Regions from separate parts of the Homo sapiens genome. Here region 2 is linked to region 1. The links are chromatin contacts, found by Hi-C or POLR2A ChIA-PET in ENCODE. All regions are on one chromosome and are shown on one strand. The core of a region is the stretch at or near the end of the contact, and the rest is flanking DNA. Distances in the headings are between cores, read along the strand shown. Region 1 overlaps UBE2R2-AS1 (UBE2R2 antisense RNA 1). Region 2 has its middle 20 kb from the start of UBAP1.

What was found. Hi-C counts contacts between places; a loop is a spot of excess contacts on that map. ChIA-PET counts read pairs that join two places held with the same protein, here RNA polymerase II (POLR2A).
Region 2: a map with no recorded cell type shows a loop between it and region 1 (2.6-fold over the local background). The contact joins two enhancer-like sites. A Hi-C loop is called at or near these places in 1 of 37 single-sample maps with no recorded cell type. POLR2A ChIA-PET finds 5 or more read pairs at or near these places in 2 of 52 experiments (WTC11 and activated B cell).

The regions. Positions count from the first base shown.
Region 1 is chr9:33,761,555-33,768,407 of GRCh38, forward strand. The region is part of intron 3 of UBE2R2-AS1 (UBE2R2 antisense RNA 1); the gene reads right to left. It also overlaps a transcript of PRSS3 not described here. Among named protein-coding and RNA genes, the nearest start is that of PRSS3, 31 kb to the right of the region's middle. RefSeq lists a silencer at 2,164-2,364. Within about 2 kb of position 4,062, at least 5 of the 41 ENCODE cell types and tissues checked have a DNase peak (open chromatin) inside an H3K27ac peak, as active enhancers do.
Region 2 is chr9:34,155,326-34,162,178 of GRCh38, forward strand. No RefSeq gene overlaps it. Among named protein-coding and RNA genes, the nearest start is that of UBAP1, 20 kb to the right of the region's middle. Within about 2 kb of position 3,251, at least 5 of the 41 ENCODE cell types and tissues checked have a DNase peak (open chromatin) inside an H3K27ac peak, as active enhancers do.

The sequences.
Region 1 (6,853 bases), core at 2,812-5,311:
AATTAGCCAGGCGTGGTGGTGCATGCCTGTAATCCCAGCTACTGGGGAGGCTGAGACAGGAGAATAGCTTGAACCCGGGAGGTGGAGGTTGCCGTGAGCTGAGATCACGCCATTGCACTCTAGCCTGGACAACAAGAGCGAAACTCCGCCTCAAAAATAAAATAAAATAAAATAATTAGCCAAGCGTGGTGGTGCACACCTGTAGTCCCAGCTACTCAGGAAGCTGAGGCAGGAGGATCACTTGAACCCTGGGGACGGAGGTTGCAGTGAGTTGAGATCGTGCCACTGTACTCCAGCCTGGGTGACAGAGTGAGACCTTGTCTCAAAAAAAAGAAGAAAAAAAGGTATTATAATCTTATGGGGCCACCATCATACATGCCGTCTGTTATTAACCAAAATGGCATTATGCGGCACCTGACTGTATACAGCTCTCTACTAGATTATAAACTCCTTGCAGATAAAACTATTCATTTTATCATTATCCATTATATTATTTCCTTAGCACCCAGAAGAATCCTGTATTTAATTGGCTCATATGGAAAATTTTAGAAAGAGAGAGACATCGGGGCTCAGACTATCTTCCGATCAGGAACCAAAACGAGCTGGGAGGTAACAGAGTTCTTTTTCATAGTAATTGTGTTCCATATCATGGTGAAATCGTGCCAGAACAAGCTTCAGACTCTTTCTGGTCTTACTCCTTCTGACCGTGCTGTTCCAAAGAACTTCCCATACAGGAAATAACAATGATGGCAGTAGCTGTCAAATTCTAAAGACGGGGATAGACTCTGGACCTCCTCAGGCCCCTGAGCCCACTGTAGAGCAGGGACGTGACTTAACTGAAGTTCAGGACTGCGGCCACAGTCACATCCACCTGTGAGCAATGGAGGACTTTCAACACAGAACCCTCTGCATCCCCTGCATTCTGTTACTAAGCAGCTCATAGAACACGAAGAGGTATTAACCTTGTTATTTGCAGAGTTACAAAAAGCTGAGTCAGGTATTCCAAAGCAAACCCAGACCAGAAGCCACCTGAGAGTTCGTGCCGGCAAGGACAGATTCAGAATGTACAAAAACGATGAAAATAATATTCTGTGATCACCCTATAACCTACTTCCTTACTGACCAAACACATGTCTCATTCCCATTAAAAAGTTATGCTCAGCCACTGCCCTCTCTAGGATTATCTGATGTTAAACAGTAATTCTGCCCATTTAGGGTCAGCTACTCAAAAGCAAAGAACAGCAACTTTAGGTCAAAATATATTCTTCCAGGAGAGAAGCCCAAGTCTCTCCCCTATTATTGCGGGAATAGTGTACGAGCACCAGACTAGAGAGGAAGCTAACACTTATTAAACATGTATTCTAGTCAGCTGCTAGACATTTTCAGGTAAGCCTCACAGGACCCCTCCAAGGTGGTATTAATGTCCCTGTTTTAGAAGGAGGAGTACTGAGATTCAGAGACATTAGAGAACTTGTCCAAGGTCTTACCAGTAAAAGTGGCAAAACCAGGATTGAACTTAGGTCTGACACTACATAGTTCATATTCTATTATGTGACTATATTCCTCCTTAAAGGAAAATTTAGGAATTCGGTTTCCTTTAGGAAGATGTAGGAAATAGAATGTACTGAAACTAAGATAACAGTTGACTTAAGTCTTTTCTAACTCAGCCTTCCTCAGGCCCATGTGTGAGCTGGTTTCTATCCTTTCCCTGAGACTCTTGGGCACATAGGACCATAATGTCTGTTTGATTTTACTTTTAAGTATATTCTTTTGGTCAGTCCCAGTCTAACAAAATTTTAAGATTTAATGCATTCTATCCATGCAAGAGAATTACATGTGGTTTTGCTTGCTAAAGAAGGTGGAGGCCGGGCGTGGTGGCTCACGCCTGTAATCCCAGCACTTTGGGAGGCCGAGGCAGGCGGATCACGAGGTCAGGAGATCGAGACCATCCTGGCTAACACGGTGAAACCCCGTCTCTACTGAAAATATAAAAAATTAGCCGGGCGTGGTGGCGGGCACCTGTAATCCCAGCTACTTGGGAGGCTGAGGCAGGAGAATGGCGTGAACCCGGGAGGCGGAGCTTGCAGTGAGCAGAAATCGCGCCACTGCACTCCAGCCTGGGCGAAAGAGCGAGACTCTGTCTCAAAAAAAAAAAAAAAAAAAAGGTGGAAATGATATAGGGTAAAGAGAGTAAGTGACATTATCTAGTTCACTCCCACCATATGGACGATTGGCTGCAACTGCCTCTCAGCCTTTGCATGTGTTATTTGCTCTGACTAGAACTCTGCCCACACTACCTGACTAATGCCTGTGTGTTTTTCCAGGAAGCTTTCATGACACTACCCTCTATAATCTTTCTCCTATTTCCTCCAGGCTGAGTAAGAATCTTCCCTTTGTTTTCATTGTTATGAGTGTTGTCTGTATACTCTAGTAAATTATTTTTATGTGAATCATAATAGTTTAATTAATCAGTCTTCTGATTCACAGTTTGAGCTGGCTATAGGCAAGGTCCTTCTGTAAAGAGTTGATGAAATCTACTTTTAAGAGTAGAAGGATAGACAAGATGCCAAGACAATTCAATAGGGAAAAAGAATAGTCTTATTAACAAATGGCTGGGACACTTGGATATTCACATGTGAAAGAATAAAGTTGGATTCCTACCTCACACCATATACAAAAGTTAAGTCAAAATAGATCAGAGGTCAGGTGCAGTGGTTCACACCTGTAATCCCAGCACTTTGGGAAGCCAAGGCTGAATCACCTGAGGTTAGCAGTTCTAGACCAGCCTGGCCAACATGGTGAAACCTTGTCTCTATTAAAAATACAAAATTAGCCAGGTGTGGTGGCACATTCCTGTAATCCCAGCTACTCAGGAGGCTGAGGCGGGAGAATCGCTTGAATGTAGGAGGCGAAGGTTGCAGTGAGCCGAGATTGCACCATTGCACTCCAGCCTGGGAGACGAGCAAAATTCAGTCTCAAAAAATAAATAAATAGATCAGAAACATAAATATAAGAGCTAAAACTACAATTCTTAGAAGAAAACATAGAAGTGGGTTTTCTGACCTTTGGTTAAGCAGTGGTTTCTTGGATATAACGTCAAAAGCACAAACAAAAGAAAAAAACAGATAAATTGGACTTCATCAAAATTACAAGCTTCTGTGCTTCAAGGACAGCATCAAGAAAAGACAACTCACAGAATGGGAGAAAATATTTGCAAATAATATATCTGTTAAGAAACCTGTATCTAGAACAAAGAACTATTACAACTCAATAATAGACAAGTAATCCAATTAAAATGGGCAATGTATTTGAGTAGGCATTTCTCCATGTGCCCAATAAGCACATGAAAAGATGCTCAACATCACTAATCATTAGGGAAACAAAACAACAAAATACCACTTCATACCCACTAGAATGGCTAAATGAAAAAAGACATAACAAGTGTTGGCAAAGATGTGAAGAAACTGGAACTCTAATACATTGCTGGTGGGATTGTGAAAGGGTCTAGCCACTTTTGAAAAGTCTGACAGTTTCTCAAAATGTTAAACATAGAGTTACCATCTGACCAAGTATTCCACTCCTAGGTATACAGTCATCACCCTTTATCTGCAGGGGATATGTTCCAAGACCCCCAGTGGATGCTAAAACCGTGGATAGTTAGTGCCAAACCTTATATACACTATGTTTTTTCCTAGATGTATATACCTATGATAAAGCTTATATAAATTAGGTATAGTAAGAGATTAACAATAATAGTAGGACTATATTAGAACTATATGTGTACTAGAACAATTACAACAATATACTGCTCACAATTTCATGGATGAAGATTCATTTTTACTGTAGATCTTAGCAACCTCAGCATACTATTTTTTTCTTTCGTTATTAAGAACTTTCATGTTTCCACTTAAACAAAACACTTGACAACTTCTCTTTGGCATATTCAAACTGCCAGCATCGCTACTTTTTCATTTTGGAGCCATTAGGTAAAACAAGGGTTATGTGAACACAAGCACTATGATACCATGACAGTCAACCTGATAATCCAGACAGTTTACTAAGTGACTAATGGTTATGCTGGAGAAAGCGATGACTCATATCCAGGGTGGGATGGCATGAAATTTCCTTATGCTACTCAGAATGGTGTGCAATTTAAAATTTCTAAATTATTTGTTTCTTGAAGTTTTGATTTAATGGTTTTGGACCACAGTTGACTGCAGGTAACTGAAACTGCAGAAAGCAAATCCATGGATAAGGGGAGACTACTGCATATCCAAGAGAAATGAAAACATCTATACACACAAAAACATGCAGTTGTTCACAGCATCATTATTCATAACAATTCAAACGTCCATCTACTAACAAGTGAATAAATAAAATGTGACACATCCACACAATGGAATATTATTTGGCCATAAAAAGGAATGAAGTAGCCGGGCGTGGTGGCCCACACCTGTAATCCCAGCACTTTGGGGGCCAAGGCAGGCAGATCACGAGGTCACCAGTTCGAGATCAGCCTGGCCAATATGGTGAAACCCCATCTCTACTATAAATATAAAAATTAACCAGGCATACTGGCGAGCGTTTGTAATCCCAACTACTCGGGAGGCTGAGGCAGGAGAATCGCTTGAACCCGGGAGGTAGAGGTTGCAGTGAGCCGAGACCACGCCATGCACTCTAGCCTGGGCAACAGAGCCAGATTCCGTCTCAAAAAAAAAAAAAAAAAAAAAAAAAAGGAGCCGGGGGCGGTGGCTCACGCCTGTAATCCCAGCACTTTGGGAGGCCGAGGTGGGTGGATCACAAGGTCAGGAAATCAAGACCATCCTGGCTAACACGGTGAAACCCCGTTTCTACTAAAAATACAAAAAATTAGCCGGGCATGGTGGCAGGCGCCTGTAGTCCCAGCTACTCGGGAGGCTGAGGCAGGAGAATGGCGTGAACCGGGGAGGTGGAGCTTGCAGTGAGCAGAGATCGCACCACTGCGCTCCAGCCTGGGCGACAGAGCAAGACTCTGTCTCAAATAAATAAATAAGTAAATAAATAAATAAAGGAATGAAGTGCTGATACATGCTATACCATGAATGAATCTTGAAAACATTATGCTGAGGGAAAGAGGCTGCATCTTGTATGATTTAATTTATATAAACTGTCTAAATTAGGCAAATCCACAGAGACGGAAAGCGTATTACTGATTGCCAGGGGCTGGGGGTGCTGGCAGGAAATGGGAATGACTATCAATGTGTATGGGATTTCTTTGGGGGTTGGTAAAAGCATTTTAAAATTGAATAGTTGTAATTTTATATAAAATTAGATAGCAATAATGGTTGCACAACTGTTAGTAAACCAAAAAATACCAAATTAAACACCTTAAAAGGATAAATTTTATGGTATGTAAATTACATGGTGGATTTTTTTTTTTTTAAGTAGAAGAGTAATGGCAATAAAGTACGGAGAACCATCTTAGGGTGACTTTCAGAGCCATCAGGAAAAACTGTCACAGAAATAAAAAGTAAAAAAACTTAGTAAAGTTGTTGAAATAGTTGTAGCTTGTTATACACCTGAGAGTTATTTTTCACAGTGATTTAGTAATTAAATCTATAAAAGGAAATGTGTTAATTGGCCAGGCCTGGTGGCTCACACCTGTAATCCCAGCAATTTGGGAGGCCCAGGCAGGTGGATCACCTGAGGTCAGGAGTTCGAGACCAGCCTGGCCCGACAGAGGGAGACTCTGTCTCAAAAAATAAACAGAAAAAGTAAAAAATAAAGGGAAATGTAAGTGTGAATTGATGAATGGATAAATAACATATGGCATTATGGGCAGAATTTTGTCTCCCCCACCTCCAAGTGTATGTGATGAAGTCCTCACCTCCAGTGCCTCAGAATATGCCTGTGTTTGGAGACAGGGTCTTTAAAGAAGTAATCAAGTTAAAATGAGGTCATTAGGACAGTAATCCAATATGACTGATATCCTTTAAGAGGAACTTTAGGGCCGGGCGCGGTGACTCACATCCGTAATCCCAGCACTTTGGGAGGCCAAGGCGGGTGGATCACCTGAGCTCAGGAGTTCCAGACCAGCCTGGCCAACATGGTGAAACCCCGTCTCTACTAAAAATACAAAAAATTAGCCAGGCGTGGTTGCAGACACCTGTAATCCCAGCTACTCAGGAGGCTGAGGCAGGAGAATCACTTGAACCCAGGAGGCAGAGGTTGCAGTGAGCCAAGATTGTGCCACTGCACTCCAGCCTGGGCAACAAGAGCGAACCTCTGTCTGAAAAAAAAAGGAACTTTAGACACAGACACACACAGAAAGAAGACCATCTGAAGACACAGGGTGAAAGCGGTCATCTGCAAGCCCAGGAGAGAGGCCTCAGAAGAAACCCATTCTGCCAACGCATTGGTCTCAGACTTCCAGCTTCCAGAACTGTTAGAAGATAAATGGCTGTGGTTTAAGTCCCCCAGCCTGTGGGCCTTTGTTACAGCAGCCCTGGCAACCAGTACAGATTTGGGTACCAAGAAATAGGGTGCTGGTGAGCAGACGTGGCTTTGGAACTAAACAGTGAGTAAGGGCTGGAAGAGTTTGGAGGTGCATGTTGGAAAAGGCCTAAATTGCCTTAAAGAGACTGTTGATAGAAATGTGGACATTAGCTGGGCGCTGTGGCTCACGCCTGTAATCCCAGCACTTTGGGAGGCTGAGGCGGGTGGATAACTTGAGGTCAGGAGTTCAAGACCAGCCTGGCCAACATGGTGAAACCCCGTCTCTACTAAAAATACAAAAATTAGCCAGGCGTGGTGGCATGTGCCTGTAATCCCAGCTACTCAGGAGGCTGAGGCAGAAGAATTGCTTGAACCTGAG
Region 2 (6,853 bases), core at 2,001-4,500, 390 kb after region 1:
TTGAGATGGAGTCTCATTCTTTTGCCCAGGCTGGAGTGCAGTACCACAATATTAGCTCACTGCAAACTCAGCCTCCTGAGTTCAAGTGATTCTCCTGCCTCAGCCTCCTGAGTAGCTGGGATTACAAGCACGCACCACCACACCTGGCTAACATGGAGAAACCCCATCTCTACTAAAAATACAAAATTAGCTGGACGTGGTGGCACATGCCTGTAATCCCAGCTACTTGGGAGGCTGAGGCAGGAGAATCACTTGAACCCAGGAGGCAGAGGTTGCAGTGAGCCAAGATTGTGCCATTGCACTTCAGCCTGGGCAACAAGAGCAAAACTCCGTCTTAAAAAAAAAAAAAAAAGGACCACAAACAAAAAAATTCCCCCCCATTTTTAAAAGACTTAAATACACACTAACATAATCTCTAATACCTGATGTCTGCATTCCTAGGATGACCTTAGCCTAGCCCCACCTGCTGGCTTAAAGTGTCTGCCCAAGGAAGCTAAAAAAGCAGCACCTACAGATAGGTTCCTGACCACCATTTCTTAGAGCATTTACTTAAAAGGGCTTAGAATTGTGGATCCTTCCTCTGTGCCTTTGAAAGATATATGTATCTCCCATAATTTAGGAGTGTCTTTCTCAAGGACCTGAAAGCTATTCCATTGAAATGTAATCATTGGAAAGGATAGGGCCTCTGTCCCCTAGTCTCTCTGGGAGGATAGAATTCTAACTCGTTAATTGCCAATTAACAGACAAAGGTGGCCTAATTGGCATTTACACCAACCAACCCTTTGTAATTTTTCCTGACTCAGCGCCCTCTGTTCTATCCCACAACTCAGTCTTTGTCTTTATTTTTTAATTTATTATTATTATTATTTTTGAGACAGAGTCTTCCTGTGTCACCCAGGCTGGAGTGCAGTGGCGTGATCTTGGCTCACTGCAACCTCCGCCTCCCGGGTTCAAGTGATTTTCCTGCCTCAGCCTCCTGAGTAGCTGGGTGTACCACGCCAAGCTAATTTTTGTATTTTCAGTAGAGATGGGGTTTTGCCACGTTGGCCAGCTAGTCTTGAACTCCTGACCTCAAACGATCCACCCACCTCACCCTCCCAAAGTGCTGGGATTACAGGCATGAGCCACCGCGCCTGACCAATTTTTTTTTTTTTTTTTTGAGACGGAGTCTGGCACTGTCACCCAGGCTGGAGTGCAGTGGCGCAATCGCAGCTCACTGCAACCTCCACCTCGCGGGTTCAAGCAATTCTTCTGCCTCAGCCTCCTGAGTAGCTGGGATTACAGGTGCCTACCACCATGCCCAGGTAAATTTTTGTATTTTTAGTAGAGATGGGGTTTCACTATGTTGGCCAGGCGGGTCTTGATCTGCTGACCTTGTGATCCACCTGCCTCGGTCTCCCAAAGTGCTGGGATTACAGGCGTGAGCCACCATGCCCGGCAAACCGATTATTTTTATTTATTTATTTTTTTGAGACGGAGTTTCACTCTTGTTGCCCACGCTGGAGTGCAATGGCACGATCTCGGCTCACTGCAACCTCTGCCTCCCAGGTTCAGGCGATTCTCCTGCCTTAGTCTCCTGAGTAGCTGGGATTACAGGCACCCGCCACCATGCCTGGCTAAATTTTTGTATTTTTAGTAGAGATGGGGTTTCACCATGTTGGCCATGGTGGTCTCGAACTCCTGACCTCAGGTGATCCACCTGCCTTGGCCTCCCAAAATGCTGGGATTACAGGTGTGTGCCACCCCACCTGGCCTAAATGTTTTTTTTAAGCCCACAACTAACATCATATGTCTTTCTCTCTTTATAAGGCCTAGTTACCTCTAAAAATGGAAGCTGAGTTTAGTTCATACTGCACCCTCTTCCCTATTGCAAAGGAATATTACTGATGAATAGGTGTCCTTACCACTGTAACTAGTTTATTTGTTTATCTTTGACAAGCATGTTGACCAGCGTTATGGAATTTCACTCTATTTACATGTGGCTTAGTGTTCGGCATCAGACTCAGTGGGACCACAATACATTTCTGATCCTCTTTTTCATATAGCTCTTCTCTGGCAAAATTGCCCCCAAAATCCCAGCTGCCTTAGTTTCCTCAAACTTGATCTCTGCTTCCTCACCCCATGAACACTGCTATGTTCTGCTTGGATTTCCTCACCCTGAGCAGAAGCCTAGAAACTGTCTACAGGCAGAAAGCCAAAGTGTTTTTAGGCTCATCTTACTTGCTTTTTTCTTCTCTCAGGGAACAGAGTCCTGTACTCCTTGTCCAGTGTCTGAGAATAGGTATTTCATATAAATTTGTCTACTTTTCTCATTCTTTATCACCAGAGGGCAAGTCCAGTACCAACTATTAGAGGAACTTAGGATTTCATTTTTGAAAAACTTTTAATAATTAATTTAATTGGGTTGGAGTAAAGAAAGGGGGAAAAAATGAAGGTGGACACCATAAGACTTAAAAGGTAAATGGCAAGGAGAGATCTTTTTAAATACATTTAACAGAAGGATAATGTATGGAATATGCCAGCTCCTTCAAATATATAAGAAAAAAGGAAACAACCCAGTGGTAAAATGGGCAGAGGATAATAACAAGCAATTCACAAATGGTCAATAAACACAAGAAATATACAGCATAAGGAAATACAAATTAAAATCCAATGAAAAACCATTCATTGGCTTGGTAGGATGGCTCACGCTTGTAACCCTGTGCTTTGGGAGGTCAAGGTGGGAGGATCACTTGAATTCAGGAGTTTGAGGCCAGCCTGGGCAACATAGCAAGATCCCTGTCTCTACAAAAAACTAAAAAATTAGCTGGGCATGGTGGTGCATGCCTGTAGTCACAGCTACTCTGGAGGCTGAGGCAGAAGGATCACTTAAGTCCCAGAATTTGAGGCTGCAGAAAGTTATGATTGGGCCAGTACACACCAGCCTCAGCGACAGAGCAAGACTCTGTCTCTCTCTCTCTTTTTTTTTTTTTAGCAAAATCAAAAAAATTTTAAATGTCGGCAAGAATACAGCAAAACAGCTACCTTCATACACTTTGGTTCCAGTGTAAAGAAATCTGTTTGACACGCAATTTGGAGAAATGGGGAAGCTGTGGTGAATGGGAATTCATGGCCCTGGACCTACAAAAAGCCTGCATTCCTGCCAGTATGGCTACTTTGTTCATGTGCGCACTGTGCCTGCTCTGGGGGGGTTAATGACACAGGCTATCATCAACTAGCTGAGTCATTTTGTTTACTTGGCTGTTCAGTGCCTCTTATGTGGTGCATTCTCTCTGGTATGCCTTAACATGTTGTTACGAACTGAATTGTGCCCCGCCCCTCCAAGTTCTTATGTTGAAGTCCTAACCACCCCACTTACCTCAGAATGTGACTGTATTTGGAGAAAGGGCCTTTAAGTAGGTGATTAAAGATCCTAATGCAATCTGACTGGAGGCCTTATAAGGAAGAAATCTGGACACACAGAGATACCAGAGACGTGAGTGCACAGAGAAAAGGCATAGAGTTGAGGATACAGTGAGAAGGCGAAAGCTAAGGAGAGAGGCCTGAGAAGAAACCAAACCTCCTGACACCTTGACCTTGGACTTCTGGCCTCCAGAACTGTGAGAAAATAGATTTACATTGTTTAATCCATCCAGTCTATAGTATTTTGTTATGGCAACCCTAGCAAACAAATACACATGTGATACAAAGATCTTCATACTCATGCCCCTTCCTATATGTTCACTTGGAATTCTTTGTCCTTAGATCTCCTTATTCCCAATGTTTCCAGTCTTTCTCATTCAAGGCCTCTAACCAACCAACCAGTCACTCACCACTATCCATGATTCTGAATATATCCTAACCTCAGGCTACTTTTATTCACCAAAATTAGATGGTGCATTTGCCAAAGCTTCCCAGTTAGGAGGATTGCTTCTTAACACCTTGTCTTTCAGGGTCCTCACTATGTCCTATTTTCTGCTTGCGTTTTCTCACCCACCGAGCCAACCTCCTCTGTTAGCTGGCCACAAGAGCATATATGGCAATAGATATAAGCTAAGAGGTGCTAAGGTAAGAGCAGTAGATGACTGGGGGCTCGTGCCACCTGCAGCTTATACACTTTAGCTGTATTTGTGTCTGCTCCTGAATGTACCACTTCTGCATTGCGACAGATTGCTGCTGGCCCATCCACCTTATGATGTGGTGAGTCTGAGAAACAAAACTTTTTTTTTTTTTTGAGACAGAATCTCACTCTGTTGCCCAGGCTGGAGTGCAATGGTGCAATCTTGGCTCACTGCAACCTTCACCTCCCAGGTTCAAGCGATTCTCGTGCCTCAGCCTCCCAAGTACCTGGAATTACAGGCATGTGCCACCACGCCCGGCTAATTTTTTGTATTTTTAATAGAGATGGGGTTTCACCATGTTGGCCAGGCTGGTCTTGAACTCCTAGTCTTAAGCAATCCACCCGCCTGGGTCTCCCAAAGTGCTGGGATTACAGGTTTGAGCCACCACACCGGCCTGAGAAACAGAATTTATGAAGGATTGTATTGTCCATGTGGTTGATGTCCTACAGTCAGGCACTTCATCTTTGCCATGGTCAGATGCTGATTATTTTATTTTTTGAGACAGAGCCTCACTCTGTCACCCAGGCTGGAGTGCAGGGGAGCAATCTCAGCTCACTGCAACCTCCACCTCCCAGGTTCAAGCAATTCTCATGCCTCAGCCTCCTGAGTAGCTGGAATTACATGTACACGCCACCACGCCTGGCTAATTTTTGTATTTGTAGTAGAGATGGGGTTTCACCATGTTGGTCAGGCTGGTCTTGAACTCCTGATCTCAAATGATCCACCTGCCCTGCCTCAACCTCCCAAAGTGTTAGGATTACAGACGTGAGCCACCTCGCCCAGCCTCATTTTTTAAAAAATTTGTAATTATCTGCTGCAGATATCATAGCCTTACTGTGGAACCCTAGGGGTCTAGGTTGTGATTCTCTTATCGGAGCTTGTCAGAAACTCCACATGATGCCTTTTGCCACTGTCTTAGTGTGTTTGTTCTGCTTTAATAAAATACCTGAGATTGGGTAATTTATAAAGAACAGAAATTTATTTCCCACAGTTCTGGAAGCTGGGAGGTCCAAGATCATGGAGCCAGCGTGTCTGGTGTCTGGTGAGGGTTGCTGTCTGATTCCAAGATGATGCCTCTTGCTATGTCCTCACATGGTGAAAGGAGGAAGGGCAAAAAGGACTGAACACTGTGAAGCTTCTTTTATAAGGGTCTTAATCCCATTTATGAGGGAGGAGACCTCATGACTTAATTATCTCCTAAAGGCCCCACTCCCTGGAGATTAAGTTTCAATGTAAATTTTGTAGGGACACAAACATTCAGACTATAGCAGCCACCACCATAGGTTCTGCTGGGTTCTATGGTTCAAACAGTAGGACCATTTGCATCCCAGCCTGGAGCTGCTGCTGAGCACGTCACTTATCCTGGACCCACTCGAAGCTGGCAGCCTTTTGTGTCACCCAGTATATGGATTAGAGTGATATTCCCAAGTAAGGACTAATACTCTGCCTCCAGAACAAAGACACCTTAGTTGAGAGTGTGGGGAATGAGAGATGCAATATTGTAATTTGTCTTTTACTTTGAAGGGAATGTCCCAGCATTTCCCAAACTACTAGACTACCCAAAACTTAACTGTTAGCCGGGCGCGGTGGCTCACACCTGTAATCCCAGCACTTTGGGAGGCCGAGGCGGGTGGATCACCTGAGGTCAGGAGTTCAAGACCAGCCTGGCCAACATGATGAAACCCTGTCTCTACTAAAAACACAAAAATTAGCCAGGCATGGTGCACTCCTGTAATCCCAGCTACTTGGGAAGCTGAGGCAGGAGAATCGCTTGAACCCGGGAGGCAGAGGTTGCAGTGAGCCGAGATGGCCCCACTCCACTCCAGCCTGGGCGACAGAGTGAGACTCTGTCTCGAAAAAACCAAAACAGACAAAAAAAAAAAAAACTTAACTGTTGTGGTGGACCTTTGAGCCTTCATAAAGTTGATCTCCCACATTTGAAAGCACATATATCTTTAAAAGACTTCCAATGAATTTGCCATTTTTTACACATCCAGTCTGATTACTTTTCTGTCCTCCATACCGGCAACAATGTGATGTTCTGTGGTGTATCCAGATGATTAAAGTCCCTTCAGAATATATATATATTCTCTAGGCCAGGCACAGTGGCTCATGCCTGTAATCCCAGCATTTGGGGAGGCCGAGGTGGGAAGGAATCGCTTGAGTCCAGGAGTTCAAGACCAGCCTAGGCAAGAGAGCGAGACCCCATCACTATTTTTTTTTTTTTTAAATAGAGGCCGAGGCAGGGCAGGTGAGATCAGGAGTTCAAGACCAGCCAGACCAACATGGTGAAACCCTATCTATCTATCTATCTATCTATCTATCTATCTATCTATCTATCTACCAATTTTGAGACAGGGTCTTGCTCTGTTAACCAGGCTAGAGTACAGTGGCATGATCATAGCTCACAGCAACCTTGACTTCCTGGGCTCAGGTGATTCTCCTACCTCAGCCTCCCTAGTAGCTAGCTATGGACTCCCAAGTAGCCTCCAAGTAGCTGGGCCCATACCACCATGCCTGGCTAATTTTTAATTTTTTTTTTTTTTTGTAGTGACAGGGTTTTGCCATGTTGTCCAGGCTGGCCTTGAATTCCTGGGCTCAAGTGATCCTCCTGCCTCGGCCTCCCAAATTGCTGAGATTACAAGCATGAGCCACACACAGCCTCAGAATATATTATAATAGTGGGCATGAAATTAACATAGCTCTGGGCCAAGACTATATATGTATGCTACTGTCCATTCCAAGTGACAGTT